Linked DNA regions of Homo sapiens: region 2 is linked to region 1. A link is a contact called in ENCODE Hi-C or POLR2A ChIA-PET data. All regions are on one chromosome and are shown on one strand. Each heading gives the region's core, a stretch centred on a gene start or an enhancer-like site at or near the end of the contact. The rest is flanking DNA. Distances are from core to core; before and after follow the strand shown.

Region 1 (3,712 bases), core at 633-3,132:
AGCCAGCTCCATTCTTCCAGACCCCTCTATGTGCGAGAGGACTCACCCTTCCCAAAACACTACCCACTGGCATCTATCACACCAGGCCTCCATGCTGGGAACCACCCACTGGGCCCACAAGCTCTGGTGGCCAATCTGGTGGCCACCTTCCTCTCGGCACCCTGCAGCTCATCTGTCCTAATGCCATGTGTGCCTTCATGGGCCACTATGGATCTGCTACCACTGTCAAAGTTTCCCTCTTCAGCCCTAGCAGCTGGCAGCCCCCAATAGTACCTGCATGTTATACTCAAAAGCCTTGTTGGCCTCCTCCACGATCCTCTCTTTGGTCTTCATGTTCAGGTCCAGGGCGTTCATCCTGGCCCGGTAGAGCTGCTTGAACTGCTGGGCATTGTCCACATTCTCAAACAGGTAGAACTGGGTCCCTTCCCCTGTGCTGGGGAGTTTCAGTGCTCGCTGGGCCACCTTCTTCAGCACCTGGCCCCCCGAGAGATCCCCCATGTAGCGGGTGTATGCATGGGCCACCAGTAGCTCCGGCTCGTTCTGCCCTATGTAGTGGATCCGCTCCACGTACTTCTGGGCAGCCTTGGGGCACTGCACCTGCTCCTCCCAGTTTTCACCAAAGAAATACTCCATGTCCTTGGTCAGCGCCTCCTTCCGGTGCAGCTCCATGGGGAAGTACAAAGGGGCAAAGGCTGGATGGTCCTTGTTGCGCTCCATTTCCTCCTCGAGGGCTGAGTATGTGAAGTAAAGTGCCGTGGTGGCCAGCTGTGGAGGTGACAGGAGGAGGCCAGCTATGCCTGAGCACACCACATCCGAGCAGCTGGATGCAGAGGCTCAAGTGACAACCCCCAACCCCAAAGACCCAATCCTATGGTCCATTTTTATGTAGTGAATTATTTAACACACAAGGAAGCTTTTGTTTCTTAAAGGAATGGCATGGTGAAGTCTTTGGAACACGCATACTTTTGCTTCCTTCACACCACTATGTTATTCTATCTAAGCCATGAGAACCAATTTTTTTTTTTTTTGGCGGGGTAAAGAGTCTCGCTCTGTCACCCAGGCTGGAGTACAGTGGGACGATCTCGGCTCACTGTAACCTCCGCCTCCCAGGTTCAAGTGACTCTCCCACCTCAGCCTCCCAAGTAGCTGGGAGTACAGGCACGCGCCACCACACCCGGCTAATTTTTGTATTCTTAGTAGAGACAGGGTTTCACCATGTTGGCCAGGCTGGTCTCAAACTCCTGGCCTCAAGTGATCCACCTGCCTCGGCCTCCCAAAGTGCTGGGATTACAGACATGAGCCACTGTACCCAGCCGAGAGCCAGAGCTTAACGTCAAGAAGGAATGGAGTGTGGAGAAAAGCCCAGCTTTTCCCTCAGAGTGGCTCCAGGGGCACTTTTCTCATGGGACCAAGGCCCCCACCCCAACCCCATATGACAGTCTGGAACCCAATGCGGGGCACAAACCTTAAACAGCTCCTTCTTAATGTTGCCTTTCAAGAAGTCCTTGACAAACTGGGTGTTTTCTGCCCGGTCGTGTGCTTCCTTGGTCCCTTCCTTCAGGAGCTCCGAGAGGTCAGCCATTCTGTGGAGAGATGGGAGGTGTTTGTGTGTCAATTAGCCCTTCCCAGCTTTCCAGAAAGGACCATAGAGAGAAGATTGAGTCCACACCCCAAGGTGACCACCTGTTGTACTGGAGGCTGGGGCTTCTCAGACACTTCACTCCAACACAAATAGCAGCAACTTGTCAGGGAACACAGGACAAGCAGACATGACATTCTGCTCCAAGGACTCAGGACACAAGGGATAACTGTGGCCTGCTCCTTGAGAGTAGTACCCACGTCCATGTGTCTGTGTTGGGAACCACCCAAATGAGCAATGCTTTGCTTCTGTGGCCACCTAGTGGTCGAAGAGACACACATCTGTATTCCCTTCAGTATTTGCTGGCTTCTCTAAGAACAGCCTGCCTTGGAACGTGTCTTCTGGAATTCACACACCTCAGTAAGGCTGTGACCATGGGTCTCCTCAGATGGCCCTACTGCCTTCCTCCCACCTTGGACCCACAGCTTCTTTGAGACTATATGTGACTAGGACCAAGCACGGAAGGATGCAAAGGAGACAACCGAGAGGCTAGGGCCAGGACGCTGGGTTTGTGCTGCTTAACGAAATTACACAGTTGTAAAGGTGTGTGGATGGATGGACAAGGTAGAAAACATGTGATCCTAAAGATGGTGGTACTTGGGCAGGGGCTTACATGTGTCCACACAATCCATCTACAAGAGTGAGAAAAATTTGGCCTTATCATGGTCTGGCTTCTGCTGTCTTCTTTAGGAGATTAGCTCGTTATCATCCATGTGCTGAGAATCAATTTATTATTAGCAATTATTTCAAGGGATAAAAAAAAAACTTGGCCAATGACAGGGCTATGAGAGGCTAATGATGCAGAACAGGGCCTGGAAGCTCAGGTTTAGCATGAGCTGTCCCTATACAGAGTAAGGAAAGGCTGCCCTGCAGTCTTTTATGTGGTAAAAGACTGAACAGAGCCAGCTTTGCCTGCGTTTACCCTTTCTCAGCCCAGATGAGGAAACGCACAAGTTTTTAAAAAGAAAAAAGGATAACTACCATCAAATCCTATCAGCACTCCCAGGAGCACCTGCCCTGCCTCCTTGGATGAGACAATGGACCAGTGGGGAGAGTTCTAAGCAGCCGAAGCTGTATGCGGTCCCTGCAGGGCCAAGCAGGCACCCAGGGGTCCAGAGCTCATGGCCCATGGCCACTCCCCAGTGCTGCCAACAGACAAAACCAGGTGTGCTGAGCACGACAGGTGCTGGGCCCACCTGATTCAGTGCAGCCAGCCCCCATCGCTCACCTCATTTGGTTCTCCTTTTCTAGGGCCCCAGAGTTCTTTTTTTCTGACTCGTCTACCCCCTCTGAGGTTTCCACTTCCGCTGACATTGCTGCTGGGTGTGGTTCTTGCTGCTCTCGCTCCTCTGGTCCTGCAGAGACACAAGGAGCTGGTGATGTGGCACCCACGGCAGTCACTTCCCCAAATACCTGTCGGTTCTGCTTTCCTCAGAGCGAATGTAACCAAGGTGACACCCACACACCCCAGGATTGTTTTCTTTAAAATAAAGCTCTGCCATTACTGGGACCATAGTGGAATATGGAAAAAATCTGAATATGAACAATGTATTAGGTAATAGCATTGTATTGACATTAAGCTTGCTGGTTTTTAAAAATAATTGTACTGCGATTATATAAGAGAATGTCTTTGTTCCTAAGAAATACACACTGGGGTATTCAGAAGTAAAGGTACACTGCCTGCAACTCCCTGTCAGATGGTTCAGAAGACAGTGTGTGTGCATGTGCATATGCTGCAGGGTGGGGGACACTGGCAAGTCAGAAAAGCAAACAAGGCAAAATCCTAGCAGTGAATCTGGGGAAGAGGTATGAGAGTTCTTTGTACTATTCTTACCATTTTTCTGTATGCTTAAAACTGTATCAAGGCAGGGCACAGTGGCTCATGCCTGTAATCCCAGCACTTTGGGAGGCCGAGGCAGACTGGAGTTTGAGACTAGCCTGGTTAACATGGTGAAACCCTGTCTCTACTAAAAATACAAAAAATAGCCGGGCATGGTGGTGCACACTTGTAATCCCAGCTACTCGGGAGGCTCAGGCAGGAGAATCTCTTGAGCCCAGGAGGCAGAGGTTGCA
Region 2 (3,712 bases), core at 625-3,124, 530 kb before region 1:
CTCTCCTTTTCAGGCATATACACAGTGGGCTCCATGGAAACCGGCACAGGGAGGAGGGGGCCTTATCTAAAACAAACCCACAGTTACACAAACAAGAGAAGCAGCGATTTGCACTTGCCTAGAGACATACCCACAGCTGCATAACATAAGGGGAGCTGCACAGGCAGTTTTACTGGTAAGAAGTTACTCAGTTACCAGGAGGAGAGCAGTGTCCTATAAAAGTTTTTTGCGGCCAGGCACAGTGGCTCACGCCTGTAATCCCAGCACTTTGGGAGGCGGAAGGAGGCGGATCACCTGAGGTCAGGAGTTTGAAACCAGCCTGGCCAACATGGTAAAATTTCGTCTCTACCCAAAATACAAAAATTAGCAGGGCGCAGTGACGTGTGCCTGTAATCCCAGCTACTCGGGAGGCTGAGGCAGGAGAATCATTTGAACCCAGGAGGCAGAGGTTGTTGAGGTTGCAGTGAGCCAAGATCGCACCATTGCACTCCAGCCTGGGTGACAAGAGCAAAACTCTGTCTTAAAAAAAAAAAAAAAAAAAGCTTTTTGCATTCAGCTGTAACCCGACAATCCACTCGGACTCCCGTCTCCACTTTGGAGAGCTTTCTTCTTTCCCTTATTAAACGTTCGCTCCAACCCCACCCTTGTGTCCACGCTCCTTAGTTTTCTTGGAGGTAGGACAAAGAACCCCGGGACTAGTTCAGACAAGGAGAAACTGCTATATTAAGGTGCACTGGCAAGACCGCAACAGTATCAAGCCAATTAGACTTGCCGTGGCTCCTGGAATGGCCCACGCACTGCACTGGCACCAAGACACCACCCAACCCTGGACACTGCACTGGGACAGGAGGCCTGAAGAGAAGAATCCTCTCAAAGGAAGCTTGAAGTACATGCTACAAAATAAACTGGCTTCTATACTCAGGGCCAGCTTCATGGGCTCACTCAGAAGGTCCCTGGCTTGCTGCAACCATTTGCTCTGACCATCTTGAAATTCTTAATAGTTTTCTGGGTTTTTTAGTAAGTGTCCCCACGTTTTCATTTTGCATTGAGTCACACAAATCATGTAGCTGGGCTGTCTTCAAAAATGTCAAGGTAGTAAAAGACAAAAGGCTGAGGAGCCTTCCAGATGAAGAGATCAAAGAGACATGACAACTAAAAGCAACTCCTGGGTTACAGGGTCAGGGGCGGACAAAAAGGAAAAGAAAAAAAAAGACATTAGAGGGACAATTGAAGGTTAGCTGTGGATGACATCACAGAAATGTCAATGGGAGTTGTCCTAATGATATTTGCCCTGTGGTTAAGAAAATGCCCTTGTTCTTAGGAGATTCATGGCGAGGTATGGGGTAAAGGATCATGACATCTGCAATTTGGTTGCCATTGGTTCAGGAAAAAAAAAAAACAAAGTACAAATGATTGAGTAAATCAGGCAAGCCTAAACCACTGCTAAACATGAATAACAGTTCTACGAGAGTTCTTTATGCTCTCCTTGCAACTTCCTGTAGGTTTGAGATTACCTGGAGATAAAAAGTTAACATCACCAGCACCGCCCGCCAGCCCGCCAGCCGAAAAGAGCGCAGGTAATTCAGTCCGAGCTGAAAGCGGCCACCCTGGGACTTGAGTCACGTGAGGCGAGCCCACATGACCCGAGGCCCCGGTCCAATATGGCGACCTCCACGGGTCGCTGGCTTCTCCTCCGGCTTGCACTATTCGGCTTCCTCTGGGAAGCGTCCGGCGGCCTCGACTCGGGGTGAGTGCAGCTCCCTGGGCCAGCCTGGTTCGGGGGGTCCCCCCTGTCCTCCGAGCTCACGAGGACAGCCCCCTGAGCTCACGGCCGCCCGTCCCCGCAGGGCCTCCCGCGACGACGACTTGCTACTGCCCTATCCACGCGCGCGCGCGCGCCTCCCCCGGGACTGCACACGGGTGCGCGCCGGCAACCGCGAGCACGAGAGTTGGCCTCCGCCTCCCGCGACTCCCGGCGCCGGCGGTCTGGCCGTGCGCACCTTCGTGTCGCACTTCAGGGACCGCGCGGTGGCCGGCCACCTGACGCGGGCCGTTGAGCCCCTGCGCACCTTCTCGGTGCTGGAGCCCGGTGGACCCGGCGGCTGCGCGGCGAGACGACGCGCCACCGTGGAGGAGACGGCGCGGGCGGCCGACTGCCGTGTCGCCCAGAACGGCGGCTTCTTCCGCATGAACTCGGGCGAGTGCCTGGGGAACGTGGTGAGCGACGAGCGGCGGGTGAGCAGCTCCGGGGGGCTGCAGAACGCGCAGTTCGGGATCCGCCGCGACGGGACCCTGGTCACCGGGTGAGGAGGCAGGGAGCCCCGTGCTGTCGAGGGCAGAGGGCCTGAGATTTGGGTTGTAGCCGTGCCTCCGTGTTCAAGTCACTTAACCAAGCTGAGCCCCTGTTTCCTCCTCTGCAGAATGGGGATAGGAATCGCTTCCTTGCAGAGTTTATTCATCATCCAGTATCATTGAGCACTTGCTTGTATCAGGCAATGTGCCGCGCCCCGGTGAGATAGCCGTGAACAACACAGTCTTTGCCTTAACAGCCCTCCCCCATTACTAGAAAAATCAACAAAAGCCGGGTAAATAGCTAACATACATTCTGATTGCTGTGTGTGCAGCAAAGCAACCAACGGGGTGAACCCGTTGTAAATAGTGTTGATTTTAGGGAGGGTGATCTGGAACACGCCTCTCCGAGGTGACCTTTGAGTGGGAACTTGAAGATGAATCACTAAGTGAGCCAAGGTCAGAACTGGAGGAAGAGCGTTTCAGTCCAAAGGAACCCCACGCACAAAGGCTCAGAGGCTCAGGGGGGCTTGTGTGTATGAGGGACTGAAAAAGGAGTGGGGTGTCAGAAACATCAACTCATCAAGACTGATGATTTTTTTTTTTTTGAGACAGAGTCTTGCTCTGTTGCCCAGGATGGAGGGCAGTGGCATGATACCGGCTCACTGCAACCTCTGCCTCCCGGGTTCAAGCGATTCTCCTGCCTCAGCCTCTGGAGTAGCTGGGACTACGGACGTGTGCCACCACGCCCGGCTGATTTTTGTATTTTTAGTAGAGACGGGATGGGGTGGGGAACGGGGGAGTGGGTTCACCATATTGGCCTGGCCGGTCTCGAACTCCTGACCTCAAGTGATCCACCCACCTCAGCCTCCCAAAGTGCTGGGATGACAGGTGTGAGCCACCACGCCCTGGCAAGATTGATGATTTGAATTATTTAAAATTATCTTAAAAATTATTTGAGTCTCAAAAAAAAAGTATTTGTTGATGATAAAGCTTGTTCTGATCCTGAGTGGGACCAGGTGGGAGAGAGCAGTGGAGAAACAAGGAAGCCAATGAAGGGCCGTAACAGGGATCAAGTGGTAGTTGGGCTGGGTATGGCCTGGGGATTGAGGGCCATAGATGGATTTGAGCTCTGTTGGGGGATGGTCATTTCTGTTAAATGAAACAGACTGTTTGCAAAGGCTTGTGGGGATTGTATTGTCAGAACCCTGTCCAGCTTCAGCTCTGACAACAGGGAGATTCCTAGGGCTGTTAAGTTGTCCCAGCTACACTCAGGCCCCAGGAGGTTCCTGGGGCATGAGGGGGAATCTAGCAGCCAGGTTGGGATGGCTAGGGAGAAAGAGCCTGACTATCTGCAGTTGCCCCTGCTGGTGAGTGAGCTTCCCACCTTCCCCGGATCCAGGTACCTGTCTGAGGAGGAGGT

Evidence for each region. A loop is a pair of places that touch in the nucleus more often than their neighbours do. ChIA-PET counts read pairs that join two places held with the same protein, here RNA polymerase II (POLR2A). Pooled maps may share reads with other maps.
Region 2: a loop to region 1 is called in a pooled map, with 2.6 times the contacts of the local background. The contact joins the promoter of NAGPA-AS1 here to the enhancer-like site in region 1. A Hi-C loop is called at or near these places in 2 of 168 maps with a recorded cell type or tissue (Calu3 and PC-9) and 3 of 50 pooled maps. POLR2A ChIA-PET finds 5 or more read pairs at or near these places in 1 of 52 experiments (activated T-cell).

What each region holds. Positions count from the first base shown.
Region 1 is chr16:4,504,766-4,508,477 of GRCh38, reverse strand. HMOX2 (heme oxygenase 2) reads right to left here. Exons shown (of 6, transcript NM_002134.4): 2 at 2,868-2,994; 3 at 1,466-1,583; 4 at 274-765. The coding sequence starts at 2,953. Among named protein-coding and RNA genes, the nearest start is that of HMOX2, 30 kb to the right of the region's middle. Within about 2 kb of position 1,882, at least 14 of the 41 ENCODE cell types and tissues checked have a DNase peak (open chromatin) inside an H3K27ac peak, as active enhancers do.
Region 2 is chr16:5,031,864-5,035,575 of GRCh38, reverse strand. It overlaps NAGPA-AS1 (NAGPA antisense RNA 1), which reads right to left and starts at 1,874. Exons shown (of 2, transcript NR_038913.1): 1 at 1,515-1,874. NAGPA (N-acetylglucosamine-1-phosphodiester alpha-N-acetylglucosaminidase) reads left to right here and starts at 1,641. Exons shown (of 10, transcript NM_016256.4): 1 at 1,641-1,747; 2 at 1,848-2,303; 3 at 3,692-3,712. The coding sequence starts at 1,662. RefSeq lists enhancers at 1,530-1,709, 1,903-2,404.